Linked DNA regions of Homo sapiens: region 2 is linked to region 1. A link is an interaction called in ENCODE POLR2A ChIA-PET data of the cell type or tissue named here. Cell type or tissue: OCI-LY7. All regions are shown on one strand. Links, peaks and the distances in the headings refer to the core of each region. The heading gives the core; the rest is flanking DNA.

Region 1 (7,222 bases), core at 2,163-6,162:
CATCAGGTGCTTAGAATTGCACAAAATCTCCCATCTTTGCTCTCTTCCTATCTTTCTATGTTGTTTTCTTCTCTTGAAAGAATAGGGGCTTTGAAACATTCCCTTTCCTACTGGGTGAACTTAGCTCCTTTTTGGATGCTTATGCTCTTTCATATATCATATGGAGATAATATCCAACTTGCAAGTGGTAGATATTAAATACAATTTAGTTGGTACATAGTAATATTGTAATACATAGTAATATTGTAGTACATAATAACTAATGTTATTATTACAATGCTGCTTTACCTAATAAATTGTAGAAGAATTTGAAGACCAGGCAGTTTTTACAGGCAGGCAGCCTCACTATTGTAATATTTTTCAATGTTTAATGTATTAGGTACTAAACCAAAGTACAGGCAGCCCCAGAGAGGAAAGAACAAAAATAATCACTTGGAATGCAAATATGCATGTTGCAGCACCCTAGCTGAAGACAACTCTGCTGATTTTGCTAATGTTGGGCAGTCTCTTCAAATGAAATATACTGCCCTAGTCAAAGGATAGGCTTGAGCTGCTCCTCCGTTAGGTTCCTGGGTTGACCAGAATTCTTCATCCTCATGAAGTGGGCCCTGTCTCTAAGATCATATGTGAGATGAAGGTAGTGAACCCGTAACCTTGTCTCATTCATCCTTAACATGATCTCACCTTCTCCCATTGGCTGCTGGAGATGCTGACCAGGCCAGTCTTCTACATGGTAAATCTAGCCTCATGGAATTTTCAACTTAGCCTCTTTGTTTTATAGGCTTACAAAAACTCTCATATAAATAAAATCCTTTGTTTCTTATTGTCCTATGCCAGTAAGTCCTTGAAGCTACAACTATTTATTGTCTTGCACTATGCCTGCTGTTCAGAGTTCTTTTTCAGTCTGGATTCCCTAGTTCTCTGTCAACCTGGCCATTTCCACTAACCTCAGAGGTGAGGGCCATTGCAAAAACAGTAAGAGGCTTAGGAATTTAATCAGTAAAACTGAAGCAGCTGCTGGTGAATATCTTTCTAAGCTTTTACTGTTGATGACTGAAAACGCCATGTAGCACATGGATGACAGAGAGATGACAGGTCCAAGTCATAAGGTAGTGTATAGAAGCAGACAGCCTACTGCCCAGGGGGAAGGGCTTTGGGTTTCTCATTAGGAAAACTAAGGTCTAACTTAGCCACTACTTAAGATGTGACCTCTAGCAAGTACTTAATCTCATTGTACTTCAATTTCATTACCTGAAATAGATATCATAATACCTGCTCCAACTATCTGTATTGTTTTCTAGATCAAATTAGATAATAGGTAACATATTTTGAAAACATACAGTATATTACACTAAGCATATGCAAGGAATTATATTGTCAATCATGACCATTATTATAAAACTATTCCATAGCCTGTTAGCTTGCTCTGAAGACAAATGCCATGTTGACCTCTTCAGTATGCCAGCTATATTCCCAAAGGATACACTGACCTTTTTGATACAGTTTTCTGTTTTTTGGTCTATTGCATTCTCTGTTTATTGGCCTGTGTCCTGCCTTGCCAGCAGTAATCAGCTTTCAGCTTTGTTTATAAACTCCTAATTGCAGTTATTTTTCTTTTACTAGATATTGGCATCAATTAATAAATGTTCATTGAGCATCTGCTATATGAATTAGACAGTTTACTGGTTCCTAAAAATGCAAAGATGACTAAGGCACAGTCCCTAAACATAAGGAATTTATAACTGATCTCAGGATTTCACAGTAAGGGAAGAAAGAATAGGAGATACACAGGGATATTCTCAAGGGCTATGTTTGGGGATAGCTTTCATCCCTTCCATTTACACTCTATTGGACAGAAGACAGTACACAACCCTAACATAGCAATAAAGGAAGGTAGAAACTATACTCTTCTTGTGTGTCCAGAAAAAAAAAATGATAAAACAGAATGTGCTGACCATTTAGCATCGCTTCTGTCATATGATCCAATACAAGATTGATTTTGGTATATACATGGCATTAAGGGAGCAGAGACAATGCAGTCATTACATTGCTGAAAGGTTGGGGAAATTGATGTTACAGCGGAGACTTGGAAGATGATTGTGCTTTGCCAACGACTGAAGTAGAAGAAGGGCACTTCAGAAGAAGAGTGTGGAACAATTGCTGAGGCATCAAGAAGCTCATGCTGTTTGCAAGAACTGATTTATTAAGTTGAATTCTATAGCTTCATGGAATATGATAAAATACAAAACTGAAAAGCTAGATTGGGAGTACATTTCTAAGGTCCTTGAATGCCAGGTTAGAATTTAAATTTATTTTGCCATGTGGTAGGAAGCTATTAAAGATTTTAAACACGGAACTTTGGTGTGATTTGAAGAGAAAAATCCTCTGATGGCAGAGTACGGAGGAAATTGTAGAGTGAGAGACTAATTAGGAGATGAACTATGTCAATGGTTTTCAAACAGAGCTGCATGCCAGAATTTCCTGAGGAACTTCACAAATACAGATATATAGGCCCTTCACTGAACTAATTCAATCAGAATTTCTGGGACAAATACTGTGTTTTTCAAAATGACTTAGGTGATTCTCATGTAGAACCAGTGTTGAGAGTCACTGATCTATACCAACAAAATTATAAAGGCTTCAAGAGCAGTTCTGTGTACTCGACATATTAACTTCTGTATTTGGCAAATAGTAAGAGACCACGATACTTTAATTCATTGACTGATGCATACTCCTGGTCACGAGTAAGGTTTTCCCAGTGCAGGTCTGTGTTAAACCTTGTTCGGGCTTTGTTCATAGGAATAAATTACTTTGGGTAGCAGTTTACACTGGTTGGGGGAAGCAAATGACTATGTCCAGACCTCGTGCTTGTCATTGTCAAATAATGTTTGTGTGTGTATGATTAGATGAGAGCAAGCATAGGATTCATCAACAATTATTGAAACACCTTCTAAAGTCTCATCTGTTTTAAAATATCTACTTCAACAACATAAAAAGGACTCATTAGTCTACCTCCAAATCTTTCTGATATTCATCAACTTCTTCAACCCCTCCCCCTCGATGAATTTCATGGGGCTGTTATTCACATCCCTTACCACTTCCTAAAGTTCTTGGATCTCCAGCCCTCCTGGTCACTATCTTCCTTTTTCTGGTAGCAGAACTGCTCCCCTCCTCCAGAGTGCTCCTGATCAAGAAGAGTGGGTATGCATCTTCCCTTTAAGAATGGGATCCTCTTGGCGTGGAGCTCTCTCTGGAAATCCCTTAGGCAGATGGGGTCTGGATGTTCTGGAAGTGTTCTTTATCACCTTGGATACCCACTAATATCTTAAACTTGTCTCCTTGAATGGCTCTTGCTACCCTCTCCTACTGGCTGTTCCATCACAGCCCCAGGGCTCACTTACATTTCAAAATAGTTCCCAATATTCACATTTACCATCTGGTCCTAGAAGGTCTCTCCTCAACAAATAGACCCATTTGCAATTAGACTGCAGTCTTATGCTCTCAAAAGCAGTGTCTCCAAGGAGTTCTCAGGGAGAGCTGCAGTACCATACAGCTTTAAAATAATGAAATTCTCCTAAGCCTCCATAATTTCTTTAGAAAATCAAGCCTACATTATGCCACATGTTATAACACTCTAGACTGGCCCCTCATCACCAGGATGCTGTGCCCTGGTATGGTAGTAGAGAGTCCTTCACCTCTTTAGCATCTGTGGTCAGATGCAGCAAAGTACCACATTCCTTTTCACCTGCTCCCCACAGGTTGCAAGAAATATGTACACATTGGCTGCCTGGAACACAAATAGGCATCTCAAAGCTTCCTACAGTTAATACACAAATTAAAATTTTATAATGACCCTGGCTACAGTTATATTTCTCTATTATCACTTGAACCTGCCTTTTTTCCAAAGCAGTTGTATATTTTAGGTTTTGTACTATATTTACAAAGTATGGGGACTTAAGGAAATATGCCCTAAATAAAGCACTATCCGAAAATTTCTTACCTACATTTCTATCCATGATGCTCAGAGAACAGTATTCAGTTTATGAAAACAACAATCTCCTTATGAAAGATAGCACCAGATGCTGCTTAGGCTGCAGAATTTGCAGCTGTGTGTTAGTGTTCACTAGCTCGTGACTGGTTTGTCACTTCTCTATGGCTTTCCCCTCTCCTGGGAGTGTGAGAAGTGGGAGAGCATTGCAGCTGTTTTATCTCCAGCGCTCTGTGGAAGGAACTCAATGACTGCTGCTGCATTCAGAGGTTGCATATCAGCTGCACCGCTGAGCAGCTGGAAATGAAGCTGATGAAAATTTTGGCTATGGTTATTCTACACGTTACGGGTCTTCAAGACCTGAGTCTTTTCAGAAAACATGAGTGGAATACAAATAGTTGACATCACACATACACCTCTTGCAATCTTTCAACACTGCTTTCAAAGCAAAAAAATTCCACTTCACAGGAATATGAAGCTGCCAAGTGTGAAGCCTGGTGTTCTCATTTGCATATCAATCCCAGAATGCTTTTCCAGCCTCAGCCTTTCTGAGCTTGAAGTTTTAGGCAGAATAAAAGAAAAGGCTCAGGTGTCCCTGTACTTTTCGAGTTTTGTGTAAATTGTATCTATGATAGACAAACAAGAGAAGTAGGGATTTTTCCCTTTGTCCCAAGCTTAGAGTGACTTCAAATGAAAAATGAGAGTTTGGAACAAGTAGAAATAGCATCATATTCACTCATCACCATTTGAAGTAACATTTCAGTGGTTGGATTCTAGTTACCTCCAATCTGTTTTTATCTCTCATTTCAGTTGCATACATTATAGATTCAGAGATATTGAGAACTGGAAAGGTCTCTACAGATAATCTAATTTAAAGTGTTCCCCTGTCAATGGGTCACCATCATCTGTGTAATCCTAAGCCAGTTACTGCCACCAGCTCTGCTCTCCAATGAGTATACTGTTAATATTTACCTCCAAAGACAGCTGGAGTGACAGTACAATCAGCAGGGGCTACATCTCACTGACAATGGTCATTGCTCAGTGACCAGGGAGTATTTTTGACCATTCCACCACAACCACCTGCTTCATGAATGTATAGCTTTAGAGCCATGCAATGTCTACATCTTCAAAAAAAATGAAAAGTACAATTTTCTTGATCTTGACTGTTACTTTGAAGGGAAGAAAACTGAGGCCAGAATGAGTAAGGTTTTCTCAAGGTTTTGTGGAAAGTTGGAAGCAGGGTCAAGATGTAAACCTAGGTCTCTGACTCTTAGTTAAGAGTTATTCTGCACTCCACACAAGGTGTGCCAGTCACTGCCTCAGGCCTTGAGACACAGCATTGACCAAGAAAAAATTGAGACTTCTACCTTCAGAGAGCTTATACTCCAGCAGCAAATAAAGACATTAGTTACAAGCAGTCACGATCAGTGGTGAATCACATTATCATAGTTGAAATAAGTTGTGCCTTTTTGTCCTCCAACTTCCAGGTAGGAAAGAAAAAATTCCCCTGCGTTTATTCTTCTTATGGACATCTAGATAAAGTGTCCAGTTAGTGAAATACAATCCTAGTGACTCAAGTGCCAAGACAGACAAGGATTTTTAGGGCATTTAATTGATTGCTTAATTAATGCAGTTGCTTAGGAACCTATTATTTGTCACACACTGTATTAGGCATCAGGAATTCAAAGATAAGAAAGATAAGATCTCTACCTTAGAAGGAACAGAGCACAGTGAGTCACATAAGTGAATGGATACTAAGGATGCCATGTCATGAATGCTGTAGGAAGTAAAGGTTTTTAGAGAATGCTATGACAGCACAAATGAAAGATCAATCCAGAAGGTGAGGGCAGAGAGGACAAAGAAGACTTTGTGAGTTAGTGACATTCAGCTGGACATTGGAAGACATGAAATGGAGTATTGTGTGTGAGCCAGACTACACATCAGAACAAGAGCACAAACTGTGGCTGCATGAACATCATTCATGACTCTCAGTTTTGGTCTGCATTCTACTGTATTAAATCTAATTCTACATATTCCCCAAGCAAGCAACAGATACCAGAGGAATGACCTCTTCTCAAAGACCTACGCCATAGTCTAGCACAGTAGTTAGAGGAGTACACCCTGAAACCAGACATCCTGGGTTTCTAGCTTTGAGTTTTTTTAGTTTTGTGACTTAAAATTTTTGTTTCCTATTTTCCTCATCTTTAAAATGGGCACAGTAAAATAATAAGGTTTGTATTAAGGTTAAATGAATTGATGATATGAAGTACTTAGCTCCTAGCACATACTCAATACATGTTAGCTTTTATTGCTTGGAACCATGGTGAGAATTACTAGTCTTGAATGCTTTTGGCTCCTGTTCACAGAGGTATGTACTGCAATGTCTTCTTTCAGGTGCCTTAAACGAAAAAGCACTATTGTGGAGATCTTGGGGCTGTCAATCTATACTGTTGGGGAAATGGGATAAATTTTCCTTGTTTCTTAAAAACTGCATGCCTCTAGTTCCCTGGGATGGGGCCAGCAGGGATAGGAATGTGTTTTTCCTTTTCCACATTTCTAGTTGTGTTCACTGTTTTTACCAACATCTATTTACTCTGACTAAGATTTGTGGGCAGGTTGGAAAAGTCATCAGAGGGAAATCTGGTAAATGACAGGTGTCATATAGTACTTGTTAGCCCTGCTCAGTTTAAAGGCAGCATTGAGGCTCTCCTACATCCTTTCTTCCATCCCAACCCCTCCAAAATAAGTTTTTGTTTTGTTTAGTCTGTAGTATTCTTCTCACACATTTTACCATCTTCAGTCTATAGAAAGTAAGATGATTTCTTTCAGTCTATGAGAGCCCTGGATTCCTATTTGGCCACATAAACAGAAGTGTTGCTGTCCAAAGCCTGACTTGGGGCATGTCTTAGTCAGTTTTGGCTACTATAACAGAATACCATCAATTGGGTGACTTAAACAGGAAACATTTATTTCTCATGGTTCTGGAGACTGGGAAGTCCATGATGAATGTGCTAGTTGATTTGGTGTCTAGTGAGGGCTCTTGTCCTAGTTGGTAGAAGGATGCTTCTTTGCTGTGTCCTCACATGGCAGAGGGGGAGAGATCATCTTTCTCATGTCTCTTATAAGGTGTCATGGACTGAATGACTGTGTCTCCCCCAAATTCATATGTTGAAGCCCAATACTCAATGTGATGGTATTAGGAGGTGGGGCCTTTTGGAGGTAATTAGGTCACGA
Region 2 (7,222 bases), core at 1,134-5,133, 60 kb before region 1:
CACAGCACAGTGGAATTGTGAGTTAATGAAATCTCTTGTCTTTATAAATTCCCCAGCCTTGGGTATTTCTTCATTGCAGCATGAGAACGAACTAATACATGTATTCTTCCTTTTATTCTTGGAGCAGTATTGTTCAGACAGTGTGATAACCAAGGGATCATACAGCATTGTACAGTCAGTTGAACTTTTGGCTGTGGAAGTGCATGAAACCCCTGCCTTGTCAGGAATCAGTATTCTCATGTAGAAAGCAGTAGTCATATGATAGATGTTATTCTCAAGTAGCATGGAAGACAGAGGCTATCAGTAAAAACTGCATACTAGAAAAACACAAAAAAATTGTTTATGACCAGGTAGAGGAAACATCTGTGGATTTACAATACAGACAAAGAAACTAGAGAAAGTTTCGATTTGGATGGCAGGGGGAGGAGGTTCAAAGTTCTACATCAAGCAGGTTGGAATAGTGAAATAATGAAATACATGTATTCATGTCAAGGTGTTATTTGTTGTACCAAGAGTCTATTGGACTCTGGAGAAATATTGATTACAAAAATTGGCTGAGTGAATGGAAATATCCAAGTGTTTATTTTTCTAAGTCCAATACAATAAAAAAGTTCCAGATAATATTACACAAGAAAAATTTTAAATTGGGATTAAATAATAAAAGGAGATCAAAGAGGTCATAAACTTTGATGTGTCTGCTAGAGCAGAGTTAGGCTGAAGACAACAGTTTATTTCCAAATAGAGATATTATCATGTGTTGAGTGACTTACAAAATCACTGGAAAGGTTGTGGAAGAAAGCTCTACCCTGAGAGTCCAGGAATTTCTACCAGTGGTAGGGAAGCTTCCACCTGAGCTTTCAGCAAGCCATCACATTAGGAAATCACTAACCAGTTTGCACTGTTTCTCACAATTTACAACAGAATGAATGCCTTATGCTCTGCTCCTCTCCCCACTCAATTCAGTTTCAAATCCAAATCTCATACAAGTGCATCAAGTTGGTAGAACCTTAACCAGATCTAGAACACCAGCAGCAGGGAAATCTGAGATATGCAGCTTTCAGCTTTCCAGCCTCTACAATTTGGAAAGACGCCACAGAATGTTGTTGGAATGGATGCGAAACTAGCCATTGCGCAGAACCCATCATGGTCAGGGTTTAGAAAATTTACTTCATCCCATACCTTACACTGTTTATTTATTCATATAATAAATATTTATTGAATGTCTGTTAGGTTTTAGATCCCATTTCTTGGTTTTATCAATAAACATGATAGAAAGGTAGAGAAAAATAAGCTTGGGTTCTTTTTCTCTTTATTTTTATTTTATTTTATTCTACTTTGAAAGTAAAATTTGAGGTAGTATGATTTGAAGCTGGGTGTGCCTTCTGTAAGAGATGTCTTTGTCTCTGCAGAAGGAGAACAGGTCAGGGAGTGGTTGAGGGGAACAGGAGGCAGACTGCTGGCTAGTTAGAATTGGCTGTGTTCTCAGCCTTGAAGAGGAAGGATGATAGGAATTATAAGGTTTTAGAATTTCCTAGCTATATGCACCAGGGTAAAGAGTAGAAAGGTCAGGATAGAATTTATTTGGCTAGAATGTCCCTTTCATTTGATCTCAGAAACTAAGCCTGACCATAACAGCTGAAGGGAATAGGTTGGAGCACTCAACTGAGAGGAAATGCAAACACAAAACCTTAGATAGCAGGGCACATACCTGCAGCAAAAGGATAGCAATTGTACAGAGGGACATGGACTTCAGCCTAAGCCCTTCAGAACTGCTGCGAGCAGAAGCGAGGAAAAGCATGGAGTGCAGGTAATTCCCTGATACAGTCAAATACAGAGTCTCAAAATGTAAAAGATGCCAATTATTTCATAAGATTCTTCCCTTAGGTGTTTCATTTTTCCAGTTATGGACTTGGACTGAAAATGCTGTGAGGAGAGCTAGATACCATATATGTCAAAATATGAGGAAAAATTATCAAAGAAATAGTCAAATTTGGTAGTATTTTAAAGTTTGAGTGAAATAAATTATTATTTAAAAATAACCACTCATCTATTAGTAACGAACTTGAATTTTCATGTTTTTGTCTGGATTCTTAAAGAACTCTGTTAAAAGGAATTGTCTGAAATTTCACCAAAGTGCTCAAGCTCATTTATACATCTACAATTACCTTTACAGCCCATTTATGAGGTGAGTGGAGGAAGTAAAAAACAATTTTTATAAATCTGAAAATTATGAAGCAATAGTTATTAATGGGATGAGTGTTACATAATGACAATTGCTACCTTTTACTGAGAAGTTGCCATAGAGTAGGGGTTGAAAGTCCTTTGCTTTCATTATAGCTAATCCTCACAAGTCTGCATGGTAGATATGTTTGTTCCCCACTGACAAATTGGGAAGCCGAGGCTGAGAGAGGCTAAAGCAATCACTAGCATTTGCAAAGCCAAGAAGTATTAGAACCAGCATTTGAACCTAGGCTAATGTGATTCCAAAATCTATAGTTTTTTTTCGGCACACCTCATGACTAATACCAAGACACTGTACAATCATCACCAGAACACCACAAAGCTGCCCCCTGTCCACTACTCTGCTATCATCAGAAGTGCTAATAGAATCAAGATCTTCATACTCAGGTAAGTACTTTAGTGGCTTGAGCATAAACAAATAAATACATAAAAATCTTTGGGACTCCCAAAGATTTCTTGTACAATACAATATCTTGTGTTTGCTTCTTGAAGCTTCCTCCCATGTTCTTTATCCTGTTTGTCTCAGTTATAAGGTTAGGTGCAAGGCTGTTCTTGCTTTGGAAAAATATTCTGTAGCCATTTGGTGCATGTGAGTGTTCTCTTAGGATACTGAACTTCCCTGTTTTCCATTAATGTTTATATAGTATCTTTTTGCATGTAGCTTCTGCTGATCAAGATTTAGGCATGGGCCATGAACTCCAACATTCTAGCAAGACACAGGACAGCTTGAATAATCTAATAAGCAAAAAACAAGAGGCTGCTTATAGCTAGAGGCTGCCTCCCTAGTCCTACAAGTTTGTATCCACAAGATCATGTTTAAGTTGTATAACTGAAACTCAGAAATCATTAACTTTGTTTCAAACTGATATTCAAGTGCTGCCAATGGCCAAGGGCAGGAATGGGAAAGAACAGCTCCTGGCAGTGCAGAGGAATCATTTAGGACTTATCCTGCCCTGTGGTCGTGTCCAATGTTCTGTTGGTGGGTCTTCCCAGACAGAAAATCTCCTTTGGAGGGGCCAGTGCTGTGGAGCAACAATTTGATCCACCCACTGAATTTTTCATTGGCCATTTCTACAGACGACAGCTTTGTGGACAAAAAAGTCTATCCTTTATATGTAAGATGCCAAAAATCATGATATTAAAGATAGTTTTAGTTAGGTCAGGAGCTCTTAATGTGTGACCTACATATGGGCTTTCAAAGGGTTCAACAGTCCACTGAATTTTAAAGGAAGATAGTAGTGTTATTTGTGCAGATGTGAACGTTTGTGTGGGTGGGAAAGTCCACAAGCAAGGTCTGAGATTTTTAAAAAAGGAGGAGGGAGTATAAAAAGGCAAGTATGTGCTAAATCAAAACAAACGTGAACTGTGCAAAAATAATAGTAATAACGTTTGCTTTGCAGAGATAAAACTAAAACATAACTAAAATATTAGATAACAATAATATTCAAGGTAGAAGGAGAATAATAGAAGTTAAAGCAATCTAAGGTCGTTTTTGTGTACAGGAGGAGCATAAAAGTATTGATTAACTTTAGAGCTTGTAAAATTAAATGTGCATTTAAAGACCAGGTACAGTGGCTCATGCCTGTAATCCCAGCACTTTGGGAGGCCAAGGCAGATGGATCACTTGAGTCCAGGAGTTTGAGACCAGCCTGGGCAACATGGTGAGATTCTGTCTCTATAAAAAAAAAAAAAAAAAAAAAAAAGTACGAAAAGTTAGCCAGGCATGGTAACACATGCCTGTAGTCTCAGCTGCTCGGGAGGCTGATATGAGTGGATCGCTTGAGCCCAGGAGGCAGAGTGACCTGAAATCGCACCACTGCATTCCACCCTGGGCAATAGAGCAAGATCCTGTCTCAAAAAAAAAAAATTTGTCTAAATATTTTAGCATAAACATTAAGACAGAGAAATAGAGTAATACTCAAACTATACATAATTAAGGAGGTAAAGCAAACAAACAGCTCAATAATACCAAAAGAACAAGAAAGGAAAAATTCCTGAAAATATTTTTAAAAGGTTAATAAGCACAAATATAAGGACATCTATGAATTTTTTAAAAATCTGTATTTATAAATAAAATGTAATAAATTCTCCAGGTGAACGATAAAACTTGGTTAGGCTGGACAAAAGAAACTACGTCTTACCATGTGCTCTTTCTAAAAAGCACATCTAAATCAGAAGAGCACAGAAAAGGTGAAAAAAACACACACAAGGGTAAGAGGTTGGATGTGTCTCCTAAAGTTCATGTGTTGGAAACTTAATCCCCAATGCAATAGTGTAGAGAGGTGAGGCCTTTAAGAGGTAGTTAGGACATAAGGGCTTTGCTCTAATTAATAGATTAATGCTATTATTCAGGAGTGGATCAGTTATCACGGGAGTGGGTTCCCGATAAAAGGATGAGTTTGCCCTGCTTCCTCTCCCTATCTGCAGCTCTTTTCTCCTTCCTCCTTTCACCATGTGATGACACAGCACAAAGGCCCTCACCAAATGCAGCCCCTTAAAGTTAGAACCATGTGTCAAATAAATTTCTGTTCATTATAAGTTATCCAGTCTCAAATATTCTGTTATAGCAGCACAAAACACACTAAAAAAATTAGTGTTGAGAAGTGAGGCTATTGCTGGAACAAACACTTGAAAATGTGCAAGTGGCTTTGGAACTGGGTGATAGGTAGAAGCTGGAAAATTCTGTACACTCAGGAAAGAAAAAGCTTATATTGCCACGGAACATTAAGAGCAATTCTAGTGAGGGCCCAGAAGGAGAAAAGAGCTGTAGCGAGAGCCTAAACCTTTGTAGGGATTACTTAAGTGGTTGTGATCAAAATGTTGGTAGAAATATGGAAACTGAAAGCTATTTTGATAAGTTCTCAGACGGAACTGAGGAACAAGGGAGTGAAATCTGGAATAAAGGCCATCTTTATTATACAGTTGCAAAAAACTTGGCAGAATTGTGTCCAGGTTCCAGGACTTTGTGGATGGCAGAACTTAAGAGGAATGAACTAAGATATCTGGCAGAATAAGTATCAAAGCAGCAAAGCATTCAAGGTGCTACATGGCTTCTTTTGGCCACTACAGTAACATAAGAGAAAAGAGAAATTATTTAACAGAGAAATTTATAATTAAAAGCAAAGCAGAACAGAAAGATTTGGAAAGCTTTCAGCTTGGTCATGTACAGAATAAAAAAGTATGTTAAGGGGCAAATACAAAGGGTGTGCCCAAGTGACCATTTGGTAAAGAGATTAATATGGATAGAATAAATCCAGGCTGTATTAATCAAGACAATGGAGAAAATTACCCCAAAGACATTTCAGTGATCAAGGCAAGCTAGGTCCTTGAGAGCAAGGTTTTCAGAGAAGTACACATGGGACCTCAGTATTTGCTGCCTGGGGCCACCTCAAGACTCTGCTTTCTGCATCCCAGTGCAGTGCTCCTTGGCTGTCCCAGCCATAGCTCAAGCATGCCAGGTGCATCTCATGCCACAGCTCCAAAGGGTGCAAACAGTAAGCTTTGGCGGCATCCACATGATGCTCCAGTGCACGTCAAGTCTGCAGACAGAGTGCACGAGCTGTGAGGCCATGGTGACCTCCACTGGATTTCAAAGGATGTATTGAACAGCCAGGGGCCCAGGCAGAAACTTGTCACAGGAACAGAGCCACCACAGTAAGCTGCTACTAGGGCAGTGCCCAGCAAGGCCACAGGAGAGAAGCCCCTGCAGAGAGTGCCTATAGGTAATGTCTAGCAGGGCCATGGGAGTGGGGCAGCCCCCGCAAGACCTCAGAACTGTTGAGCCACCTGCATGCAATTCCAGTCTGGGAAAGCTGTAGGCATGAGACCTGTGAGAGCTGCTGGGTGAACTGAGCCCAGCAAAGCCAAAGGAGCAGGGCTCCCTGAGGCACTGGGTATCTAGTCCCTGCCCCAGTGTGCCTAGGAGGTGAGACATGGAGTCAAAAGAGATTATACTGGAATCTTAACATTTATTACTGTTTTCACTCTTGGATTTTGGACTTACTTGCGACCAGCTACTTCTTTCTTTTTGCCTGTTTCATCCTTTTGGAATGGGAATGTCTATCTTTTGTCTATCTCACTGTATTTTGGAAGCATGTACTTGTTTTGGTTTCATGTGCTCATAGCTGGAGGGGAATTTGCCTCAGCATAGATCATGCCTTGAGTCTCACTCAATCTGATTTTGATGAGAATCTGGACTTTGGACTTTACAGTTGATGTTGGAACAACTTATGACTTTATTGGGGCTATTGGGATGGAATTAATATATTTCACATATGAGAAGAACATACATTTGAGGGGCAAAGGGTGAAATGCTATGATTTGAATGTGTTCCTGAAAGTTTATGGGCTGGGAATTTAGCCTCCAATGCAACAGTGTTGAGAGATGGGAGCTTTTAGGTTGTGAGGGTTCTGCCCTCATTAATGGATTAATGCCATTAACATGTAAGTAGGTTAGTTATTGCAGGAGTGAGTTCTTGATAAAAGAAGGAGTTTGACTCCATTTCTGTCTCTCTCTTGCATGCTCTTCTACCCTTCCACCTTCTGCCTTCTGCTGTGACATGATACAGTAAGAAGGCCCTCACTAGATGCTGAGAAGATGCCAATGCCACTGCCATGCCCTTGGACTTCCCAGCCTCCAGAATCATGAGCCAAATAAATTTCTGTTCATTGTAAGTTATCCACATTGAAAATGAATGGAGGAAGGATGAAGATGTGAGCTGAAGGGAGAGGAAGCTGACAACCCTGCACCAGGCTACCTACCATCAGGACTTTTTCTTGGTTCCCAGGAACTCCTGGGGAAAAGGTGAGGTGGACAGGTGAGGAGTAGCCTGATCTCACCATGTACCTCTGGGCAACAGAAAACTCCACAACACCTATGGACACTTAAGTTGGCAGGAAGAGCTGCTTAGAGAAGTAGGAGGAGCAGGACCCAAGACTGCATGGGTTTGGTGCAGGAATATCTCTAGTGGGGCACAGCCAGG

Evidence for each region. Peaks named below come from ENCODE experiments on the same cell type or tissue, not always from the same donor. Only the 100,000 strongest peaks of a DNase experiment are listed, where the experiment ranks them.
Region 2: POLR2A ChIA-PET joins it to region 1 with 6 read pairs; 4 of 35 experiments call an interaction of 5 or more read pairs at or near these places.

Annotation. Positions count from the first base shown.
Region 1 is chr11:103,882,996-103,890,217 of GRCh38, forward strand. All of the region lies in intron 3 of PDGFDDN (PDGFD downstream neighbor), which reads right to left. Among named protein-coding and RNA genes, the nearest start is that of PDGFDDN, 20 kb to the right of the region's middle. In OCI-LY7, for the core only: no CTCF peak of the experiment used is centred there; a DNase peak (open chromatin) is centred at 4,146; H3K4me3 peaks cover 1,088 bases; H3K27ac peaks cover 1,152 bases.
Region 2 is chr11:103,823,965-103,831,186 of GRCh38, forward strand. No RefSeq gene overlaps it. Among named protein-coding and RNA genes, the nearest start is that of MIR4693, 22 kb to the right of the region's middle. In OCI-LY7, for the core only: no CTCF peak of the experiment used is centred there; no DNase peak of the experiment used is centred there.